Regions from separate parts of the Homo sapiens genome. Here region 1 is linked to region 2. A link is an interaction called in ENCODE POLR2A ChIA-PET data of the cell type or tissue named here. Cell type or tissue: Panc1. All regions are shown on one strand. Links, peaks and the distances in the headings refer to the core of each region. The heading gives the core; the rest is flanking DNA. Region 1 has its middle 68 kb from the start of DCLK2. Region 2 has its middle 120 kb from the start of DCLK2.

Region 1 (12,108 bases), core at 1,526-9,525, 57 kb before region 2:
AGATGGAGATGAGGGACTCATTTGGAACTGGAGCAAAGGTCACTCATTGTATGCCTTAGCAGAGAGATTGGTGGCATTTTGCCCCTGCTCTAGAGATCTGTGGAACTTTGAACTTAAGAGAGATGATCTGAAATTGAAACCTATGTTTAAAAGGGAAGCAGAGAATAAAAGTTTGGAAAATTTGCAGCTTGACAATGTGGTAGAAAAGAAAAACTCTATTTCAGGGGAGAAATTCAAGCCAGCTGCAGAAATTTGCATAAGTAATGAGGAGCCAAATGTTAATCTCCAAGACAATGGGGAAAATATCTCCAGGGCATGTCAGAGGCCTTCATGGTTGCCTCTCCCATGGTTGCCCCTCAGAGGCCTGGAGGCCTATGAGGAAAAAATGGTTTTTGTGGGCTTGGCCCAGGGACTTGCTGCTTTGTGCAGTCTTGAGACTTGGTGCCTGGCATCTCAGCCATGGCTAAAAGGGGCCAACGTACAGCTCAGGCCATTACTTCAGAGGGTGCAAGCCCCAAGTCTTGTTAGCTTCCATGTGGTGTTGTGCCTGTGGGTGTGCAGAAGAGAAGACCTGAGATTTGGGAACCTCCACCTAGATTTCAGAGGATGTATGGAAATGCCCGGATGTCCCGGCAGAGGTCTGCTGCAGGGGCAGGACCCTCATGGAGAACCCCTGCTAGGGCAGGGCCAAAGGGAAATGTGGGGTGGAGCTCCCACACAGAGTCTCTACTGGGACACTGCCTCATGGAGCTGTGAGAAGAGGGTCACTGTCTTCCAGACCCCAGAATGGTAGATCCACTGACAGCTTGCACTGTGTGCCTGGAAAGGCCGCAGACACTTGCCAGCTGTGAAAGTGGCCAGGGAAGGGGTGTGGGGTTGTTACCTTCAAAGCCACAGGGGTGGAGCTGCCCAAGGCTGTGGAAGCCAGCCCTTTGCATCAGTGTGCCCTTGATGTGAGACATGGAGTCAAAGGAGAGTAAGAGCTCTTTGGAGCTCTAAGATTTAATGACTGCCCAGCTGGATTTTGGACTTACATGGGGGCTGTAGCCCCTTTGTTTTGGCCAATTCCTCCCATTTGGAATGAGCACATTTATCCAATGCCCGCAAACCCCATTGTGTCTTAGAAGTAACTAACTTGCTTTTGATATTACAGGCTCCTAGGTGGGAGGGACTTGCTTTGTCTCAGATGCAACTTTGGACTCGAACTTTTGGGTTAATGCTGGAATGAGTTAAGACTTTGGGGGATGGTTGGGAAGGCATGATTGTGTTTTGAAATGTATAAAGGACATGAGATTTGGGAGGGGCCAGGGATGGAATGATATGGTTTGGCTGTGTCCCCAACCCAAATCTCATCCTGAATTGTAATCCCCAGGTGTTGAGGGAGAGACCTGGTGGGAGGTGACTGGATCATGGGAACAGTTTCTGCCATGCTGTTCTCGTGATAGTGAGTGAGTTCTCAAGAGATCTGACGGTTTTATGAGACAGTTTTCCCCGTTCTTGCTAGCTCTCTCTTTCCAGCCACAATACGAAGAAGGTCTTTGCTTCCCGTTCGCCTTCCGCCATGATTGTAAGTTTCCTGAGGCCTCCCAGCCATGGGGAACTATGAGTCAATTAAACCTCTTTTCTTTATAAATTACCCAGTCTCAGGCAGTTCTTTGTAGCAGTGTGAACACAGGCTAATACTTCATGTATTTCGGTTTTGAGGATATCTTTAATGACATGAAGTTGTCAGCATGTTTTCCGAGAATGAGAAACTTAAAAGCAGTTTCTCTCAAGAATTAGAGGGACTTCACTTGAAAGTCGGAAAAAAAATGTTTTAAAAAGTGATACATTTATTATGTGCCAGGAACTCTTCCAAGCACTTTGCAGGGATCAGTTAATTTATTTCTCACACTAGCTCTAAGTTGTAGTGCTATTATTACCCCTGTTTTTATAGTTAAAGAAACTGAGGTATAGAAAAGTTAAGTATCATGTACAAGATAATATCCCCAACATCTGGACATATGTTTTCAATTCACTTTCACAAGCCTGGGGGTGCTATATCAACTATGCTTGTACCAAAGTCACATGAACTGAGACTGTAATTGAATAAGGCACTTAAGTAGTACCTCTGCATAGAGGCTACTCTCAATGAAATTCTGATTATTTTTTCTCTCTTAAGGTGGAAGCCCTTGCAAAACTTAACCTTAATAGCTTATCAACAGTTTCCCCTCAACATTGACACTGAAGTTAACAAGTTGTTTATTAAGGAGCTTTTGGAGTCAAGTATCAGAAATTTCCATAGTGCCTGGAATATCCTATTTGTTAAAAAATCAGATTACAGTTTCTAGAATTCCAAGAATTATATCTAATGTTGTTTGTGATATTAACATGGTAATAGCAGAAAGTGAACTTACAGAAAGTTTTTATTTCAATATAGTGATAGAGGAAAAATATATTTCTTAGGCAACTATAAAAATGACCCTGGTCATCATCCTACTGAAGATAGAACATGGAAAACCCATGATGTTCTTTGTAAAAAAAGAAACGCTTCCAAGCTTCTAGGATTATTTGGTTTCTAACATTTTTTTCTTCTTCTTCAAAATGTGTCATTTTTGTCACACGTTCTAGAAAGACCCTCTGTGGTGTTGGGCTTCCAGTAGAAGAGCATTGTTCATAGTCTCAAGTTAGTATTCATTTCTGAGTCAGAAATGGTACATTATGATGAGCATGAACCTGTTTCTTATTACTGCTGCTCTCCCAGCAGAGATAGAGAAGTACTAAGGCACAAAATGTGAGAGGCATTGAGTTCTCAATTGCTTCCTAATCAAAACCAGTGTCATCCATAGAACATAAGGCCAACAAAGAAATCCTTGCTGTTATCAGCAGGGCCAAGAAGTTCTACAATCACTTCTGTATTCACGCTTTTAATTTTGTATTTATCACATGCCTCTTTGGTGATCCTTTTATAAGGATAATCCCATGCCCTACATTAGGTCACTGCGTAAGGAGCTCTGGAGTCTTTTGTTAAGTGCATACATCCTTGAGCTTATTTATGAGCTGGAGAGAATTACTTTAAATGCTGATGTCCTAATCCTTTTGCCATAAGTGAACTTGGATTGTGCTTTACTATACTGGCTGGGAATTCTGACATTTTATAACTCCCCTGACTCACTTTGTCCAGATGACTAAATAGATGATGGTAGGTTTTTCAGATCACCTCTATCTTACACTGAATGTGGATGGCGTGCCTGAGAAATCTAAATAACCAAATGTATAAGTTATATGCTCCAAATAGATGCCTTGTGTGGGAAAATTACATTGTTTCTCAGTGCCTATGAGGGTTCAATAACTGTTGACTAAGTGTATCTAAGAGGGAATCTTCACATTACCCTAGTAATATGATAAGATGTATATCAAGACATTATTTCCTTGAGCATTGGCTAGAATCTACATCTGGTAGCCTGGCTTTGAGTCAGATTTTAAAATGGATGGTAAACCAATGTAGCTCATCTATGTAATAAATATTTATCAAGTACCCAATATATGCCAGGCTACTTAATATAAGTCATCAATGTATTAATTTTAAGTAGTAAGAGACCAGAGTCTTTTGATTATTGCAGGAAAAGGGCTTTACTGAATTTTGGTATATACCTAATTAAAAATACACAAAATACTGCGAGTTTCATCTCAAACCTATGGAATAAAACCGAATAGCTTTGAGGTAGGCATGTCAGACACTTTTATTATTCTTTATATTTTATCCCAGTTTAATCATCCTCAAGTAAATAGTCATACAAAGTATAGCACGGTTTCTTAAGGTAGGTCTTAAATTGAACTTATTAGGTCTTTTTTGTTTTGTTCAGCATTTCCCCATAAGTTCACTAATAGGATCTAGTATGACCATCCTGGGTTTAAATTCTGGCTCTGTCACCTAACCTGGGGTAACCACTTAAACTTCCTGAGCCTCAGTTTCTTTATCTATGAAATGGTTAAAAATAAGTTTATTACTCTTAGGCCGCAAGTAATGTACAGAAGTTGTTGGGAATTTATTAAAATAATAGGCAACTTTTAACTGGGTCTTAAAAGATGATTAAATTTTTAAAAATGTACTAATCAACACACATGCAAACACACACATACACACACACAAAGGTAATAGACTTTCTCTAGGTAAAGAAGAAGGAGAAGAACATTCAGGTGGTGGAAATGTCACATGTTATGTAAGAGAAGAGTATAATATTTAAAACTATAGGCTTGACATGCTGGCTCACGCCTGTAATCCCAGCACTTTGGGAGGTGGAGGCGGGTGGATTACCTGAGGTCAGGAGTTCAAGACCAGCCTGGCAAACATGGCGAAACCCCATCTCTACTAAAAATACAAAAATTAGCCAGGCACAGTGGTGCACACCTGTAATCCCAGCTACTCGGGAGGCTGAGGCAGAATTGCTTGAACCCGGGAGGCGGAGGTTGCAGTGAGCCGAGATGGTGCCACTGCACTCTAGCCTGGGTGACAAAGTGAGACTCCATCTCAAAACAAAAACAAAAACAAAAAACCTATACTTTAGGGGTCAACTGGTGACCCCTAATTTGGATTATGCACACCTAAGGGGCATGTACACTGCCATTTAGTCACAAGCCTATACTCTAAGGGTATAGAGAAAAAGCTTTAGCTATTTTTAATCTCTCTTCATTACTATAGGCTTAAAATACATGTATATTATTAGTTTCATGCTAGTTATATCGACTTTCATTGGTGAAATTAGTGGCTAGCTAATTAGTCACTAATTAGCCATTCAAGATATTAGAAATGGGCTTTCAGTAGTTATATTAGTGGTGTTCAAGGTATGTAGTTTGGTGAATATATTTTTGAGACACTCCTATCTTGCATGATTAGGTATAGAAATTTAGCAAGGTCTCTGTCTCTTACTCTTAAGAATGGCATATCAGATGTAACCCTCAATCAGTTCTGGGTGTAAGGGCTTATTCTCTGATTCTTGGTTGCCAGAATTGGAGTAAATACAGTATATTCAGTATACACAATATATTCAGTTAGCTGAATCCTGCTACCAGAATGTTGTTTCACATGCCTCTGGTGAGGTATTATGGACAAAATCTCAAACTGCACTGAAGTTCAAGTTAAATATGCTGTTTCACTCTTATGTCTGCTTGCTAATTAATGTCTGTTGTGGAAGAATTTGGTATGAGTCTTACTTTAATTATAACCAAGAAGCCAGGTTGTGGGGTAGTAGGTAACTCTCACCTACTTCAAATGTTTTCTGGGGCTATCATTAGCTACCAAAAAGCACCAGACTAGGTTAGCTTGGGTCTAATGTGAATGAGCTTGGAGCCAACTAAAAAGGCACAGAGCATGAGCGCTCAGGGAACAGCCAGCAGTTTAGAATGCTTGGAGTCTGGGAACATTGTATGCAGGGAGAAAGGTAGTACGGAATGAATTTAGAAAATAAGTTTGGGGCCACCTGGTGGAAGAGATGTGTGTTTCGGTCTCATAAGTGTATTCACAAAGGAAGGAGTCAGGTTTTTTAGAAGGTGAGTTCCATACTTCAGACTTGCTCTCTGGCTGCCATGTGGAGGGAGAGAGCGCCGTTAGACTAGGGTTTAGTAAACGATGACCTGAAGGACAAACCTTGCCTGCTGTCTGTTGTGGTACAGCCTGTGAACTAAGAACGGTGCTTGCATTTTTAAGTGGGGGGATTAAAAAAGAAGAAAACTATTTCATGCCATGTAAAAATTATATGAAATTCAATCTCTATGTCTATATATTAAGTCTTGTTGTTGGATTACAGCCATGCCCATTCCCTGTCCATTACTGCTTTAGCTCTGCAACCGGGGAGTTGAATAATCACAGGAACAGGATGGCTCTCAAAGCCTAAAATGTTTGCTGTCTGACCCTTTACAGAAAAAGGTCACCAGTCCTTCTGTTAGACCAGGATTGCCATAGCCCATGCAAGAAGTGAGAGAACAGGTGGTGAAGGAGTGGGGCAGGGACTTCCCTGGGTAGAATTATTTAATATAAGAATTAGATTGAATTTTGGTGGTGAGGGAGTGCCTGATGACTCCTCATCCTCCTCGTTTGTCTTGTGACGCTATAAAATGAGGAAGCATATTCGGGAGAAGAAATAATTTGGTGAGAGAGGAGAGGTAGACATTAATTTGGGCTGGGCTTATTGAATCTGAGCTACCTGTGGAAAATCTAAGTAGAGGAATCTCATATGTATGTCTTGAGGGATGTTGGGACTGGAGAATTGAGGTTTATTCATTTCAGGTCCTATTTGAAAGTCAGATCTTTTAAGGTTAGGCAGAGGAAGACAAGCCAGAGAAGGAAGAGAACTGGAGGAGAACACTGTTTTAAATAGAAATCAAAGATTAAGAGCTCTTGCTTCAAGAAAGGAATGACTAATAGTGTCAAATGCTGCAGAGTTCAAATGAGCTGAATATTACACTCAGCAAATGGCCGGTTATTGGCAGGATTAAGCAGTTTTGCTAAAGTTGAGGATTGCCTGCTTAGCAATTCCACTTGATCTCATGGCTACCTCAAGTCAACATATTCTAATTGGAACTCATCGCTTTTCTGATTCTGACACCCTACCACTGAAATCAGTGTTTCCTGTCTTGGGGATGACACTGTCATTTATCCAACTGTCAAGCCAGAAACCTGGGGGTCAGGCTGGACATGTGGTTATCCTTCACCCCAGATAGCTAACCAATTACTAAGTCACATTGATTCTATCTTCTTAATATGTCTTCAACATGCCCAGGACTCTATTTCCACTGTCATCCCTAGAATGCAGTTATAGAGTCTCTCTGCTGGACTCCTATAACAGTGTCTTAACTGTTCTTTCCCATCTGTCCTCCTCTCTCCTAATTTATTCTCTACTTAACGGCCAGAGAGATCTTTTTTTTTTTTTTTTTCCACACAGAGTTTCATTCTTGTCGCCCAGCCCAGAATACAATGGTACAATCCTGGCTCACTGCAACCTTCGCCTCCTGAATTCAAGTGATCCTCCTGCCGCAGCCTCCCAAGTAGCTGAGATTCCAGGCACATGCCACCACGCCTGGCTAATTTTGTATTTTTAGTAGAGACAGGGTTTCACCATGTTGGTCAGCCTGGTCTTAAACTCCTGACCTCAAGTGATCCACTCACCTCGGCCTCCTCAAGTGTTGGGATTACAGGCATGAGCCACTGCGCCCAGCCAGGAGATCCTTTTAAAAGCAGTGTGATCAGGTCCCATCCCTGCTTAAAGTCATTTTCCTACCACCCTAAAAGTAAAGAACAAATCCTCAGTGTGGCTCACTGGGTGTCCCACAAACATCATTTTGTACCATTTCCCCCTGAGTCTCTACAGTAAAGTCACACCAGCCCTCTTCCAGTTCCTTGAAAACACATTTCCTTCTACTTCAGGGACTTCCCATCCATTAATCATTTAGCTTGGAACATTTTCCCCACTTCCCCTTTGTGTAGTTAATACTTAGGAACTCTTTGCCTATTAGTTTATGTCACATCGTCTGCAGGGAATCCTCCAATTTCCCAGTCTAGTCTTGTCTTCTTATGCACTCTCACAGCTCTGGAGCTTCTTTTCTACTGAGAAGCGAAGGTATTGTCTAATATCTGTTTTCTCTTCTTGAAATCAGGAGCTGTGTCACCCGCCTCACCTCTGTGGCTCCAGTGTCAGGGTCAAGCAGTGCCTTTTCACTCAATGATTCCTTGTGGAATGGACGTGTAGCAAGAATGCAGAAATGGAGAGTTCTGTATGTTTTGGTCCCATAAGTTTTCTATAAGTTTGGATTCCAAAGGGAAGGAGAACAACTTAATAATAGCAAAAGTAGATTCAAAATAGCAAATAAATTCAAAATAAAGGTTTTTTTTTTTTTAAATAGATGGGGAAGACTTGAATCTATTCTAGAGTAAAGGAATTCAAAAGGAAGAGAAGTGAAGTTCTGAGAGAGATGGAGTGAGGGGTAACTGGAGAAGCAGGGAGGGGGGGGAACGTAGAGGTCAGCTGGAAGGTGCAGCCCTGGGAAAGAGGAGAGAGCTGCCTCCTGATGCTCAGGGAAGTGCATAAGAATTAGGGTCACAATGGATAATTGTGAACATATTATGAAGACATTTGGAAGCAATTAATACTTGGGCTCAGTTTTCTCCTAGAAGTGGGAAGCTGTTATGGATTGAATTGTGTTCCCCAAAAAGATTTGATAAAAGTCTAAACTTCTGGTAACTATGAATGTGACCTAATTTAGACATAGGGTCTAGGTGTAACTTCATAAGGTCATTTCGGTGGGACCTAATCCAATACAACCTTATAAAAAGAGGAAAATGCCATGTGATGATAGAGGCAGGGACTGGAGTCATGCAGCTGGAAGCCAAGGAATGCCAAGGATTGACGGCCACCACCAGGAACTAGGAAGAGGTGAGACAGGATTCCACACAGTCTCTCAGGGAGCATGCCTGTGGCTATCTTGTTCTCAGACTTCCAGCCTCTAGAACCATGAGACAATAAAATTCTGTTGTTTTAAGCCATCCAGTTTAAGCTACCTTGTTATAGCAGCCCTAAGAATCGAGTACAGATTTATGGCCATTTTTTTGAGTGGTGTAGAGCATAGTGTTGTCTTGGGGACAGTGATGAAGATATAGAAAAGCCACTGTGGGAAAAGACAGAGGGAGCTGATTTAAATCTAGCTGAATATTTCCTGAACCTTTAAAGCCATGATAGGGTGATGAAATAAGAAATAGAAATTTAAAAGACCATGTGGAACAATGGAAAACAACAAGGTAAATATCATTGTTAAAGTATTAACTTTAGCTATACCGGTTGGGCACGGTGGCTCACGCCTGTAATCTCAGCACTTTGGGAGGCTGAGGTGGGTGGATTACCTGAGGTCAGGAGATCGAGACCAGCCTGGCCAACAGGATGGAACCCATCTCTACTAAAAATACAAAAATTAGCTGAGTATGGTGGCACATGCCTGTAATCCCAGCTGCTGGAGAGGCTGAGGCAGGAGAATTGCTTGACCCTGGGAGGCAGAGGTTGCAGTGAGCCAAGATCATGCCACTGCACTCCAGCCTGGGAGAAGAAGTGAGATTCCTTCTAAAAAAAAAAAAAAAAATTTAGCTATACCCTGTCAGCCAAGTCTAAAAATACATAATGTGGACACTTCTCTTTATTTTTAAGAAAGAAGTGTAATGATTCTTAAAAAAAACAAAACAAATATTTTCTTGGTGTTGGTTTCTTATTTGAAGAACTGAGAATAACATAGTAGCAACAGATTTCATACAAAATGTAGATTCAACTCTTTTAAGCATCTACTTTGTGTCAGAACTCTATGTTACCTCATTTACTTTAATCATTACTTAATGTAGGTACTTTGTTCTCTTATTAATCTGAGAGCTGAATTTTAAAGATATTACCCAGGCAGCTTGAGGATATTGCTGATCCTGAAATAAAGGTCTCTGAACTCCCTTTAATTTCTAATACTTTCAATTCCTCATTCCACAATATAAGGTTGCAGGAATGTTTCTCAGGTAGATATTTCTTAAAGGAATTGCTAAATGCATAACAATAAAATGTAAATTCAGTGAAGATAGGTCTTCAGTGGTTTAAGTCTATGTAGTCCAAGTAAATAGCTTTCTGGAGATCTATTTTGATAAAGAAGACAGTTTAGAATACCTAAAGAGAGGAATGGATAAACCATCGTGCTCAAAAATCGCTTCTCCCTGTTGTATTTTGACAGAATCCATGGAGCAGTCTGTTCAAATTAAATTCTGGCAAAAATCCTAGAGTGCAAATATCTGGCATTACTGCTTGAAAGGAGACTCACATGGTTCAGATATCAGAATGCACTAGGCCAGTTTAACCTTCTATTGAAAGTTGAAAGCCTGACTTGTGTTCTTGCTTGGATGGAGGGTCATCTCACCTCTATGTCCTAATTAAAAATTTATTGAGTGAATAAGTTAATTTAAAAATTCTATATTAGCAATATTAGCTCAGAAATCATACGATAGATGCTATGTTGTGGCTATTTAGAGCAGCATAAATGTTCCTAGCCTTGCTGCTATTGAACATTTCTGATTTCATTGCCTGATCTGAAGGTCAAGGGCATGAACTTGATGGAAAAAAAATCCTCCTTTGGGGAATCATTAGAGGAAGTTTGCCCCAGTTCACCACCAGTGATCACAGAGGAGGGGGTACAAATGGTGCACAAAGCATACTTGCCCTTCAGTGACCCTCAAAGCACCCTGTGGCTCCATGTGTCTTTGACCAAGTTTATAGCCTTCCATTGCCCTTTGTGGCTATTGTGAAGCACCCGGGGGAGAAAGATGATCTCAGGTAGCCAGGACCCAAACTGTGCAAAATTGTCAAGATCACAATCAACAGTGCTGATTATTTACATGCAGCACCAACCACATAATCTTTATCTGTGGGATCAGGAACCACATTGACATATATCATCCAGTGCTGCTTTTTGAATCGCAGCTCCTGGGCATTAAGATGGAAAGTAATAGGAACCCCATAGGGCTGTGGATTGTGTAGCAACGTATTTTTTTTTCCAGAGCTCTGTAAAGTACTGTTGGGTAAGCTTAACATCTGATTAAATCAGAATATCTAATGAATTATTAAAATATAAAACACCACATGCAGGCTTCTTGATGACTCTGAAAACTTCTCAGCTACAATATAAATATCTCCTCCATACTTACAATGCTTTAATAGCCAAAAACATGCTACCAACTACTCTTTCACTATCACTCTTTTATAATAGTAATAAATTATATCTGAATTTTAAAAGAAAGAGCTTTGACATTTATTTTACAAATTCATGTAACTTTTTTGGTTTCTCTCTCTTTTGTTTTTGGTGCTTATAGGGGAGCATGGATTAATGGGACAGAGGTAGGAGTCTGGGATATTCCACTGATACATTATCCTAAAATGCCAAATATATTTATTTACTCAAATGAAATTCTTGAGATGGGATAAAGAGTAGGCAGGAGAGAATGAAAAAAAGTGATAATGTGATAAGTTTCTATCTGAATCAAATAAAAGGACATGCCCATTTTACAATGGGTATTATGTAAATGAAACAACACACTAATTGTTAATTAACAGTTTTTGCAAACAGCCGTGAAAAGATTGAATTCGTTAAACAAGATTGTTGTTATTGAAATCAGTAGAAACTATCATAAAGAAAGCTGAATAACAATTTGGTGAAAACTAGTTAGCTTTTCTGTTAACAATAAGAAAAATTTGTAAAAGTGATGTATTTTGTAACCATTTAAGGTAAATTTGTTACGTTTTCCACAATGAGAAGTAAGGAAAATCATTAAAGAAAAATATCAAAGGTAGACAAATTTTTTGGTGTAACCTATTGTGAAAAAAATTTAATTCAGAGTACATAGCCTTTTGACCTGTATTCCCCTGACTGGGTTAAAAAAATATGAGCAGGCTAGACTGTCCAGCTGATGACTTGGGGAAGGAATGCTGTTATTTTTAACTAGGCAAATACTTACAGAGTCATCTGTTTTGAACAAAGAAGACTGATAGTCCTGTTCTGCATTTTCCCTGCGTCTGGAGTCTGAACTTGGCTGACTCCAAATTAGGAAGAAACACCCCTGACTTCAATACAACTTTACAATCAGTTAAGAACCTCTGTTGGCTATAATGTTTAAGTTTTCACTTAAATTCTATTATTAAGACATTGACACATTTTTAAGAACAAATGAAGGAGTAAGACCACAAAGAGGTGTCTGATGAAACTCATACTCCAAGTAAATATTTTCAGTAAACCATTAAATGATGTCGGAAATGCCACTTCCAGAAGTCTGAAAATGAGCAAACACCTAGCTCTGCAGAAAGAACTAACTGCCCTGCATTAAGTTTTGGCATTTGGAAGAATGCTGTAAAAAAATCAGCTGTTATGAAAGTTTATTGCTCATTTCTGATTGTTTATGTTTCATTTTGAGGATCTATAACTTGAAGCAGTAGGTTCAGCAAAGAGAAAAAAATACTATTTTTTTTAGATAGTTCATACTTTGAGTCTAAATTTATACAAATATGGGCTACAATTTTTAGCTTAAAATTGTTAGGAAGTCCTATTTAGTTTACTTCTCCAAAT
Region 2 (12,108 bases), core at 2,716-10,715:
AACATAATTTTGAAAAAGGATAATAAAGTAGGAGGAATTACTCCTCCCTTGTTTTGTCTTGACATCAAAAGCACAATACATAAATATGGGAAAACTGGTAAACTGAACTTCATCAAAATTAAAAAACTTTTGTTCTGCTTAAGACCCTGTTAAAAGGATCAAACATAAATTACGGATGGGGAGGAAATATTTTCAAGGCACATAGTTAACAAAGGTCTTGTATGTAGAATATATAAATAAAGCTTTAAAGTTCAACAGTAAAAAAAGCAAACAATCCAACCAGAAAATGGGCTAATAACATACACAGACGTTTCACAGAAGAGGATATACAAATGGCAACTAAACAGATGAGAAGATGCTCAATATCATTAGGCATTAGAGAAATTCAAATTAAAACTGCAATGAGATATCATTCCACTCCTATCAGAACAGCTAAAAGCTAAAAGTAAAAAGTAGTGATAAATGCCACTGGCTGATGTGAATGTGGAGAAACTAGATCACTCATGTATTGCTGGTCAGAATGTAAAATGGTACAGCCACCCTGGAAAATAGTTTGGTAGTTTCTTTTACAGTTAAAAATGGACATACCCCTTTTTAATGATTCAGGAATTACATTCTCAGGAATATACCCCAGAGAAATAAAAACCTATTTGTACACAAACTTTTCTATGAATGTTTTTAGCAGCTTTGTTCTTAAGAGCTCCAAATTAGAAACAACCTAAACTATCCTTCAATAGATGAATGGTCAAATGACCTGCTGTATGTCCATATCATGTGTCTTAGTTTGATCTGCTGTAACAAAATACTGTAGACTGTGTAATTTGTAAACAACAGAAATGTGTTGCTCATAGCTCTGGAGGCTGGGAAACCCAAGATCAAGTTGCCGGCAGATTCAGTGTCTGGTCAGGGCTTGCTCTCTGCTTCATATGATACCTTCTACCTGCATCCTCAGATGGTAGGTAGGAAGGGTGAACTAACTCCCTCCAGAAGCCTTTATAAGGACACTAATCACATTCATGAGGTTGGAACTTCATGACCTAATTCATTATTCTCATAGGTCCTATCTCTTAATACTGTGGCATTGGGAATTAGGTTTCAAGATATGAAATTATGGGAGGACACAAACACTCAGACCATAGCACCACAGACTACTATTAAAAGTAGAAATGAATGGACTGTTGGTACACACAACTTGAATGAACCTCAAGGAATTTATGCTAAGTGAAAAAAAGCACATACACTACATGAAAAAGTATACATACTGCATGATTTCACTCATGAAATAATATAGGGAACATATTAGTAATTTCCAGGAGTTCAGGATGGGTATAGCTATAAAGGGGTGCCGCAGGGGATCTTGTGATGGTATGGTTAAATATACGTACGTATATATATATATACACACACACACACACAAACACACACACACACACACACACACACACACACACACATATATATATACACACATATTTGAGACAGAGTCTGGCTCTGTTGCCCAGGCTGGAGTACAGTGGTGTGATCACAGCTCACTTCAGCTTTGACCTCCCAGCTCAAGGAATCTTCTCACCTTGGCCTCCCGAGTAGCTGGGACCACAGGTGTGTGCCACCACACCTGGCTAATTTTTGTATTTTTTTGTTGAGACAAGGTTTTGCATGTTGCCCAGGCTGGTCTCAAACTCCTGGGCTCAAGTGATCCTCCCACCTTGGCCTCCCAAAATGCTGGGATTATAGGTGTGAGCCACTGTGTGTGGCCTAGTTAAATATGTTGGTTGTGGTGGTGGTTACATAAATCTACACTTGTGATAAATTTGCTCATGTGACACACACACACACACACAAATGGTGATATCTCTGAATAAGTTCTATGGATTGTACCAATATAAATTTCTTGGTTTTGAAATTGCTTTATATACTCATTCAGGATGTTAACATGGAGGGGAAGCTGGATGAAGGGCAAATGGAATCTCTCTGTCCATTTCTTTGCACTTTCCTGTGAATCCTTAATTATTTCAAAACAAAAAGTTTAAAAAAAAAACCAAAAAGCAAAAACAAACCACGACTGCTGAGCCCTGCCCTGCAGTTTTTGATTCAGTAGATCTGGAGTGTGGTGTGAGATTTTGCATTTCTAATAAGTTGCTAGGTGATGCTGCTCCACATGTTGAGAACCTCTTCTTTTGGCCCTGAGGGAAATATGAAGACAAAAAGTAAGAGTTTCTATGGTCAAGTGTTCATAATTTAGAGAGAATAAGATAAGTAAAGAAATAATTGTAATGCAAGTAGGTACAATACAGGTGCTAAAAACAAGATAGTTCTAGGAAAATTTCAAGGAGGGACAGATTGAAACCAAAGGATCAAGGAAGACGTATAGAAGGGGTAACATCTGAGATGGATATGAAAGGATGAGGAAAATGATAAGATGCACAAGACTTGGAAGGGCATTTTAGGCAGAGTAATTGCATGGACTAAGGCAATGGGAGAGAAAAATATCATTGAATTATCCAGGAAAGAAAGATTGATATAGTTTGAACAGAGTGTAAGAAAAGTGCAGGGGGTTATGTACAACCAGATGAAAAGGTTAGGTTGTAATTGAAATTATGTTCTAAGATTGGGAGTAGTTTTGTTAATAAACACTAAAATACAAAAATTTGAACTGGTTCAAATTTGCTTGCTTGTTATGTTCAAAATTTAGTGTGGTACACAAGAACATACGTTTTAGAGTCCCACAGTCATTGGTTCAAATTTACCACCCTGACCGTATTGGCTTCATCATATTAATTCCCTCATCAAAAGGAGAAAACAATGCCTGCATTAAGGATTGTCATGAAGCTGACATTAATAACCCCAAAGTGCTTACTACCATGCTTCCATAAGTGATAACTATTGTTATTATGGTTATTAGGAATGTAAGACAAGTTATTCAGTGTGGAGCACAATATATAGATATTTTGCCTTAGTTGGTATGATAAGGGACATCTTTCCTGAAATATTTGTGACATGTATACAGAGTTCATGCTTTGAAATTTCCATATATACTTCATTAAAATTGCTCAAGCTATTAACACAATGTACTCTATATTCAAATAGTTTAATTATAATAATTGTATCTTATGTGTTTCATCTAATCCAAAGGTTACAATTAGTTGTACTTATTAATAATACCCGATAATAGTAATGACCTAAAATTACATAATAATTTTCTCTTAGTTCTTCAAGCAAAGACATTTCTATTCATATGCTTACTTAAATGTTGCCATTTTAATATGACCAATAACACTGTGATAAATGACTTTAAAATAGCTAAGACAACTTTCTGGACTCATCTTTTCCCCATTGGCCTTCCTGTTCTTGTTTCATTTCTGCTTCTAAAGCACATTGGAATCACTTTAGGAGCTTTTAGAAATCCTGATGCCCAAGTCATGCCCTACCCAGTTATCAAAATATCTGGGGGTGGGTAACAGGCTCCAGGATTTCAGGAGATGCCAATGCAGCAAAGGCTGAAAACCTATGATTTAAAGCTTAGTAGTGCAGCTTTCAGATCAACAGTCAGGTGAGAACATAGAACAGATGGAGTGAAACTAGCAAAGCGCTACGAGTGAGCAGCTGATGATCCAGTTTCCAATGCCTGGGCATCAACTATGAATCCAACCATATGGGTATCTGCAAGCCACTATATTGAGAAGTATACACAAAAGAGTGTAAGACAAGCACTGACACACCGTTCAATTTATATAGATTCAACCATATAAAAAAAGAATAAACCATACTAAGTAGAGTTAAATGGCAAAGAAGTATACCAGAGATCAATGTGAAGGTTTTGAGGTTGACTGGTGGAGTGATTTAGTTTCTGCACACTTTTTTTCTTGAATATGTGTCTCCAAATACCTATGATTATTTCCAAATATGGGCATTCTGTTATGTTGCTGCCCTTATCAGGAATGTCCTCCCTCCCCTGTTCTATTTCCAAGACCCTCATGATCAACAATACCCCAGGTTTCCCTCTGCATTTGTTATCACATGGATCATCAGTTACATGTTCTTAAAGCCTTTCATGTGGTTCATGCTTGTCTTCAGTTCTCTGTGCACCCTAAACTTCAGTGTCTTCCATAGCCCTTCTGTCGGCTGGGCTGGAATTATCCCAGCATTGATCTTTCTTTTGAAGAGCATTATAGGCTTTAGAGCACAATTACCTCATCAACCACCTTCTGTTGAAGATATCAGTTACTTGGAGAATGCTCTTGGCCTTGAACAGAGTAAGAAAATAAAGAATATGTAAAACACACACACACACACACACCCCCCTCTGTGTTAATCACTAGAACTTATTTTTCCTCTGATCACTATGATAGTCTCAATCCAACTATAAGTGGAACAGAAACAATAAATTCTGTGTTAATATTACTAACGTTGTATGACTAGCATGCTACTCCTGAATCCCTGTTTTGTCTTTCAGAGTGGGCCTTTCAGAGTTGGCTTTTAGTGGAGACAAGATTTATTCCCTGTCACTTCAGAGACTTGTAGGGTGAAGACACATAATAGGGGCATGATAGATGCTGGTTGAATTGAATTCTTTAGTCTTAGAGAAACCCTGTCATTGAAAGAGAATATAGTTAACTTTAAGAAGACAAGAAGTATTGCTTGCAAGTTCTTATTGACATGTTTGAGCAGAGTGGATTAAAATACCTACCTGCTGATACAATTAATAATCTGCATTATTTTATTTTATTTTCTAATGCAGGGCTGATTCTAGGGAGAATAGAAATTCAGAAAACCATGTCTTTATTCTCTCCTCCTTGTGACTTGATACTTGTCCCTTGGCAAGAGGCCACAGGACCCCTTCCCTCATTTCTGTCTCAGGCTTGTTCTCCCTGTGTAACTGCTAAGCTCTAGACATTTCATGATTTTTCCTCACCTTCACAAAAAAATATAAGGGTACAGATCTGAAGCTCCATTCTCCCTATGCCACTCTTGCTACTTCCTTGAAATTGGTTAATGAGATAAATAGTAGACATATTATTTGTTTAATAAAACCAAATCCAGGCTAATGTGTTCTTGAAAAAAGGTTAAACCCTCGACCCCCTTTACATCCCCAATAATTCAAGGGCATTTAACTATTGTCTTCTTGAGACTATACCTTTGCTTAAACTCAAAAAAGTGATTTTTATAATGAAACTTTTAAGTCAGGAAGAATAGACAATGGTGGTCTTTTTATAGAAAAGGAAAAGTGAGGCCACACATGGTGGCTCACTCCTGTAATCTCAGCATTTTGGGAGCCCAAGGTGGGAGGATCACTTGAGGTCAGGAGTTTGAGACCAGCCTGGCCAGCATACAAAAAATACAAAAATCAGCTGGGTGTGGGGGCAGGTGCCTGTAGTCCCAGCTACTCAGGAAGCTGAGGTGGGAGAATTGCTTGAACCTGGGAAGCGGAGGTTGCAGTGAGCCAAGATGGCACCACTGCACTAAAAAAAAAAAAAAAAAAAAAAAAAAAAAAAAAGAAAAAGAAAAGTGAAGGTAGGTGACGAGTATTTGTTGAGTGCTTCCTCTGTGCTAGGCATTTTATTGCAAGCTATATGCATATAATATCATTAAATCCTCACACCAGCTCTGTGAGATAGGTCTTATTATTATGCTAATTTTATACATGAGGAAACTGAGACTTCAGGCAGTAACCTCCCAAGGTAAGAAAGAGCAAACAGTGATACTGAAGTCCACTTTTATCTCAATGTGTTCTAAAGCTGAACGACTTTTCAGGTTTCAAAGTGAGGTCCAGCTGTTGCTGTAAGGAGTATAGACAAGGCTTGGTCCTCTGTCATTCAATCATCAGGGTCTCCTAGTATATGTGGGGCTCCCATCTGTGAGTCTTTACCTGCCTTTATGTGAGACTGGACCCAGAGCTAACTTCCTCAGCCCCATATATAGGTGTGTGCTGCAGTTAAACATGACTGCCTGTGGGGAGGGTGTCAGGGGCACACACCACAGAGCACCCTGCTCCACATAGCTGTGGAAGGAACAAGAAAGTTTCCTGTGGTACTTATTTTAGAAACTTTGAAGGCCAATTAAAAGAAAGGCATTGGCTGCCTTTAGAAAGCCACTTTAGTTGAGCAAGAGGTTGTTTTCCATCCAAAAGGAGGTGACGCAGTTCCTGTTAGGAGTATAGGACAGGGTTCATGAACTCTTGAGCCAAGGCAAAGTGAGAACTTCATCAAGGACACCCTGGAGGTAGAAAGTCACATCTTAGAACGTCTATTTAGAAAGAAAAACTTGTCACTTCTGTCCCAACTAGTGCATAGGCATTCAGAGACGTGGACTTTCCCCTCCACCACCCTCAAGCCTTAAATGGGTCATCGGGAGTAAAGACACCTAGGATGGGGAGAAAGGACAGGTGACCCCTCTCTTTCAACCCCATGTCCTTCTCAGCTGGAATTCTGTCCAGGCTCAGAGAAGGACTGACAAATTCAAGTGATCAAAAGCCATGAAAAGGGTCAGTGGTCCTCTTACTGAATAAATAAGTTTTCTTCTCAGAATTCTCCCTTCCTTGTCTCCCCCAACAGATGAAAGAAGTGTGGGCCTGGAAAGCAACTCAGATAGCACAGTTAGAAACAAAGCTAGAGATAATCATATGGAAAAAATCAAAGTGAGCTTCTAGTATGAGTGTCAACAAAAGATGAGCAAAGTGTCAAAGAACGAGGTGGAGCCATCTAGGTTCCAGTCATTGTTTGGGATTTGTGTCTCCTTCTTTCCCCCTCAGGGCTTTCGCTTGCTCTGCTCCCACCATAAGTGGACTTTCTGCTTGCCTCTGCTGCCCAAATGCATCAAGGACAACCATCCTCTCTGGCTCCCTGCCTGAATCTCCAGTACTTATTTCTCCTCTCCCTTAACTGGTCCCCCAACCTCAGCTCACGTTGTCACAGCTCCTCTGTACCTGCTAAGTACTCCCGTCCCTGTGTCTCTGTCCTGTCCTAGTTTGCTTTTCTCATTTATACTGCAGTTGTTTCAGGATTTGTTTTGAATGTGGGTGAATCTCCAAACTCTAATGGCCCCCAAATTCAAGTGGAGGTTGCAAATCACACTGCCCACTCATTTGGGGCTTCCCAAATTCTCTTTCTCTTTCTTTTATTTATTTTTGTTTTTATTTTGAGACGGGGTCTCACTCTGTTGCCCAAGTTGGAGGGCAGTGATGATCTCGGCTTATTGCAACCTCTGCCTCCCAGGTTCAAGCAATTCTTTTGCCTCAGTCTCCCAAATAGCTGGGACCACGACTGGCTAATTTTTGTATTTTTTGGTAGAGATGGGGTTTTAGCATGTTGGCCGGGCTGGTCTTGAACTCCTGACCTCAAGTGATTCACCCGCCTTGGCCTCCCAAATTGCTGGGATTATAGGCGTGAGCCACCATGCCCGGCCTCTCTCCTTCTTTTAAAAATGAAACCTAGTAGGGCTCCTGTGCTTTCTGTCACAGTCCTTTTGCTCTTCTATCCTGGAGCACCACCTGAAACAGGCAGGAACAATCAGCCATTACCAAAGACAGATTCGTTTTCACTTGTGAAACTGCTGTTGGTTGTACAATATTTACAGTCGTTTGGAGCATGTGTCAGCCTAAGCAAGTATGACAGAATCAGTGTGACAGGAAAATAAAGATTTGTATTTATTCTCTCTGTGCGATTCCATTCCCCTGACTCCTCCCCACACAGCAGGTAACCAGCCTTTTTCCAGCAGCAAAAATTGCTTGGAGCTTCTATTAGTTTCTGAAGTTGAGTTTTGTTGTGAAGTCTAAGCTCACTGAAGACATTTTGCTGGGTGTTCTGAGAGGGAGGGGAAGCTTTCAGTGGTCCTAAGAGAGGAAAATGGAGGAGATGCTTGCAAAGAGATTCTTGGGAAATAGTTGGAATATTGATGGGGGCCTGTGGGTCATTCCAAGTTGTTGTCCTGGAGTGGGGACAACACCTCAGAGGCTTAGGAGCTTCCAGGCAGAAGCAGCAGGACCTTGAAATATGAGAAAATCCTTTGGGTTGGGAGACTGGGCCTCTTTGATAACCAGAGTGAACCAGCAGCTGGAGAAATATCTTAGATAATTTCACATCATGTGAAAATGATGACAATGATGATGATAGATATATGCTGCACAGCTAAGTGCCAGACATCATTCTAAGACACTTATATATATTAACTCATCTATTGTCTAAAAACTCTATGAAGTAGTTACTATCATATCTCCACTAGTCATCAAAGAGGTTAATTAAGTTACCCAACATCTCACGCTAGTAAGTGGCAGGACCAGGATGCAAATCTAGGTGGTCTGGTTCTAGAGCCTTCAGATAATGTCATTTTTACCTCTCTAAAAGGAGACCTTTGCATGACCTTGAGTTGGAGGTGGCAGTGAGTAGGAAGAAACAAAACCCCATAATGATTAAAATTGAATTTCCCACCACCTGCTGGGATGGAGATTGAGTTTTATTTAGGTTTATAGAAAGGAAATAAAGAAATGTGACTTTTTTTGTATTACTAGCTTGTGGACCAAAAATCAAACCTTTTTCATATATAAAAAACTTATTTTTAAAATGCTGTATTAACATTACCACCAACAAATACAAGGCAGGAAATTGACTTCAGACTGCATGATTCATTTAATCTTGCATATTTTGTTCTCTCATCAGATCTAGATCACCTACTGACTCTCTCTAGCTGTAGCTCTCTAAAGAGACTTCTCCCCACTGAGACCTAGCGGGGCCAACACAGCTAGATGTGGATATAAGCTGTGTGCTCTGAAAAGATGGGTGCCATGGTAACCTCATGAACAAGGAAGGGTCGGTGATTCTAAGTCATGTGGGCAGGCTTTTGTAGACACACATACAAATGCATATTCATTGATTAAACAATTTCCTAGTGTTTTTTTTTTTGTATTTGAACTGTATCATTATACGAACACAAAACAAAAAACAATGTGAAGAAAATTTCTTTCTATTTATCACTAGCTTGAGGGTATGATTTAGACAATATTTCTAAAGAGAAATGAAAGAGGAAGAATAATTTAGACACTACAGTAAAGCTATGATTTCAAGAGGGTTGTGAGCTGTGGGATAAGTTGTGATGGGTGTTGGGGGCCACCTCAGGAGAACCAGTTTGCAGCCACATGGATTCTCTTGCGGTTCTTTGAATAGGTTGAGTTTTTCTTGCCTCTGGATCTTTGTACTTGCTGTGCCCTTTGTATAAAAAGCTCTTCCTTCACTTTTCTTTGTGCCTGGCTCCTTCTCAGCCTTCCATGACCGTGCTTTCTAAAATAGGTCCTCTCTCCCTGTTCTGCCTCTCAGCATCCTGCCTGCTTCCTTCATAGCTCTATCATAATCTTAAAGTGGTATTTGCTTACTTCCTAATCAGGTTATTTATTTATTTGATCTGCTCCCCACTCCCTGCTCCCTGCCATAATATAAGATCCATGAAGTTAGAGACTGTTCTCTTTACCCCAGTACTCAGCTTAGTGTTTGTACAGAAAACAGTATCGATTAATATGTGTTGGATAAGGTGCAAATGGAACTCCCAGGAGTCAGGCTTGGCTGTACAATTGGTAGTTCCTTTTCCTCCCCTCAGCAGTGCTGCACTTGAACAAAAACCTCTCTGCTTATACTCACTTTATCTCATCTAATCCTTTTCACATTATTATCTTGGTTTGGCTGGGCCCTAGGCTTCTGTTTTGTAGATGACTGTTACGTTTGCTCCATGTCACCCTGATTCTCCACCACGGCTTTTGCCTCTGGTTTTTGCTGTGTGACCTGATTTCTCCCAACTCCTGCTGCTTTCCTTCTTAGCAATGGCTCCTGTGACATTGTCACTGACTTGACTGGATTAGATTCCCATAGCAGATGCATTCCAATTAAAATTAAAAAAAATTTAATTGAACAAAAATAAGCTATACTTTCATAAAAAGAAAAATAAAAACCAGATTTTAACATAATTTTAATTAAGCTCAGCTTAAATTTTTTATTCTTATTTATTTATTTATATTGGAGACAAGATTTCTCTTTGTCACCCAGGCTTGAGTGCAGTGGCACAATCATGGCTCACTGAAGCCTCATCTTGCTCTCAAGTGATCCTCCTGTCTCAGCCTCCAGAGTAGGTAGGACTACAGGCACACTCCAGCCTGCCTGGCTAATTAAAAAATAAATTTTTTTGTAGAGAGAGTCTCACTATGTTGCCCAGGCTGGCCTCAAACTTGGCCTCACATGATCGTCTGCCTTCAGCCTCCCCAAATGCTGGGATTACAGGTGTAAGCCACCATGCCCAGCTGAGGTCATCTTAATTAGACAATTAAAAATAATACATGGGTTGGTTATTCAATTCCATACTCCAATTATAAGACTTAACGAAACTATTTATTATGAACCACTTTTGAAAGTTTTACTAAAAAAAAAAATCTACATTCAGGATATTCTTCCAGGAACTCAGAGTGCCCAAATTCTTTAATCAATTTATGTGATGAGAAATACACCTAAAATGACCTTACTAAACCCCACCACTAGTTGGAAATCAAGACATGGAAATTCTTATCAGGAATTCAATGACTTTCTCAGAAGAGACTAAATCTTTATCACTAAATGCCCTTCATTCTTAGCAAGGGATTTGGGATTTTGAATGTCATCTAGAAGGAAAATTCCTTTCCTAAAAGGACAATTTCCTTTACTTTGATTGGTGCCAGTGTTTCTATTTTCGTGTCTAGACTGAAACCACATTATCTTCCTGCTACCTAGTTTTTGAACTCTTTCAACACCCTCTGCCTCAATGGAGAATAGAACCAGCCTCAGAAACTTACTCTTATCTTTGTTGGTGTCCCTTCTGTGCATCAGATGGAGGCTTTACATTATGTTTGGAGGGAGCAGGCGGGAGGAGCAGCTGGTATGAGAAGTGAGCAGCCTGACAACAGTAAAAGTGAGAAGCTTGTGAGCATGTGTGTGTGCACGTGCGTGTGTGTGAAGAGAGAGAAAGTGCCATAATATGAAAATTTGCCCATAAATTGTAAACCTTGCAGTCTGTTCTCCAGAGCTAACAGTACAGTAAATGTGCCAGGTAAAAAGTCAGTGAGACCCTAGACGTTGTGAAAATCAGAACAGCAGAAATTTGGATTAATATTTGTTAAAACAAAGCCCAATTTACAAAGAATTTCAGTGATACATTATAGCATTATGTTTTTCATTGTTTCTTTTAGATATAATTCAATTTACATATTTAATTTACTCAGAATACTTTTGTGCCCTTATACTGTGTCTGGTTCTGTCACAGCCTCTGGGGATGACAGGGAACAAGACAAAGACTATTCTCATTGAATTTACTAATTTTATTTTCTTTTCATTTTGAGACAGGGTCTCATTCTGTCACCCAGGCTGGAGTGCAGTGGTGTAATCTCAGCTCACTGCAACCTCCGCATCCCAGGATCAAGCCATTTTCCCACCTCAGCCTCCTGAGTAGCTGGGACTACAGGTGCGTGCCACCACACCTGGCTAGTTTTTGTATTTTTTTGTAGAGACAGGGTCTCACTGTGTTGCTCAGGCTGGTCTCAAACTTCTAGGATCAAGCAATCTGCCTGCTTTGGCCTTCCATACTAATTTTTTTTTTTAATGGCAGAACACTGAGGCTATTTGGGATTGCTGTAACTGTTGTTTTTACACAGTGAAATAAACATTGTCCCTTTTTCAAGTTTGAATTATTATTTTTTAAGTTTCAATTATAAATAAATTATTTTAACATTAGGTTTGTTGTTGCAACAATGCATTTTATAGAGCTATCTAATTGAAATCTTTCAACTTTTTATCTGGAATGTTACCTGAAATTGAAAGCCTACATATCTTTTCAAACATTAATGTTAGCCCAGGATGACACATTTAATTGGAGATTATAAACTATAATTTTTATCTTTTTCATTTTGTGAGCCATTCATTTTTATTCTATTGTATTTAAATCTAATTAAATGATTAATTTGAATAGGTAATATATAAACATATTACAGCATTAAAAATATGCACAGAGACATGAATACTAAGAGTACATTTCCCTTACTTCCTCTCTCCTGGCCAGCTTCTCCTCCCTGTAGGCAACCTTTGTTATGAGTTTCTTATATATGTT

What was found. Peaks named below come from ENCODE experiments on the same cell type or tissue, not always from the same donor. Only the 100,000 strongest peaks of a DNase experiment are listed, where the experiment ranks them.
Region 1: POLR2A ChIA-PET joins it to region 2 with 10 read pairs; 2 of 35 experiments call an interaction of 5 or more read pairs at or near these places.

Annotation. Positions count from the first base shown.
Region 1 is chr4:150,004,063-150,016,170 of GRCh38, reverse strand. No RefSeq gene overlaps it. Among named protein-coding and RNA genes, the nearest start is that of DCLK2, 68 kb to the left of the region's middle. In Panc1, for the core only: CTCF peaks have their summits at 5,268 and 5,469 (motif pointing left); a DNase peak (open chromatin) is centred at 5,450; H3K27ac peaks cover 2,311 bases.
Region 2 is chr4:149,948,356-149,960,463 of GRCh38, reverse strand. No RefSeq gene overlaps it. Among named protein-coding and RNA genes, the nearest start is that of DCLK2, 120 kb to the left of the region's middle. In Panc1, for the core only: no CTCF peak of the experiment used is centred there; no DNase peak of the experiment used is centred there.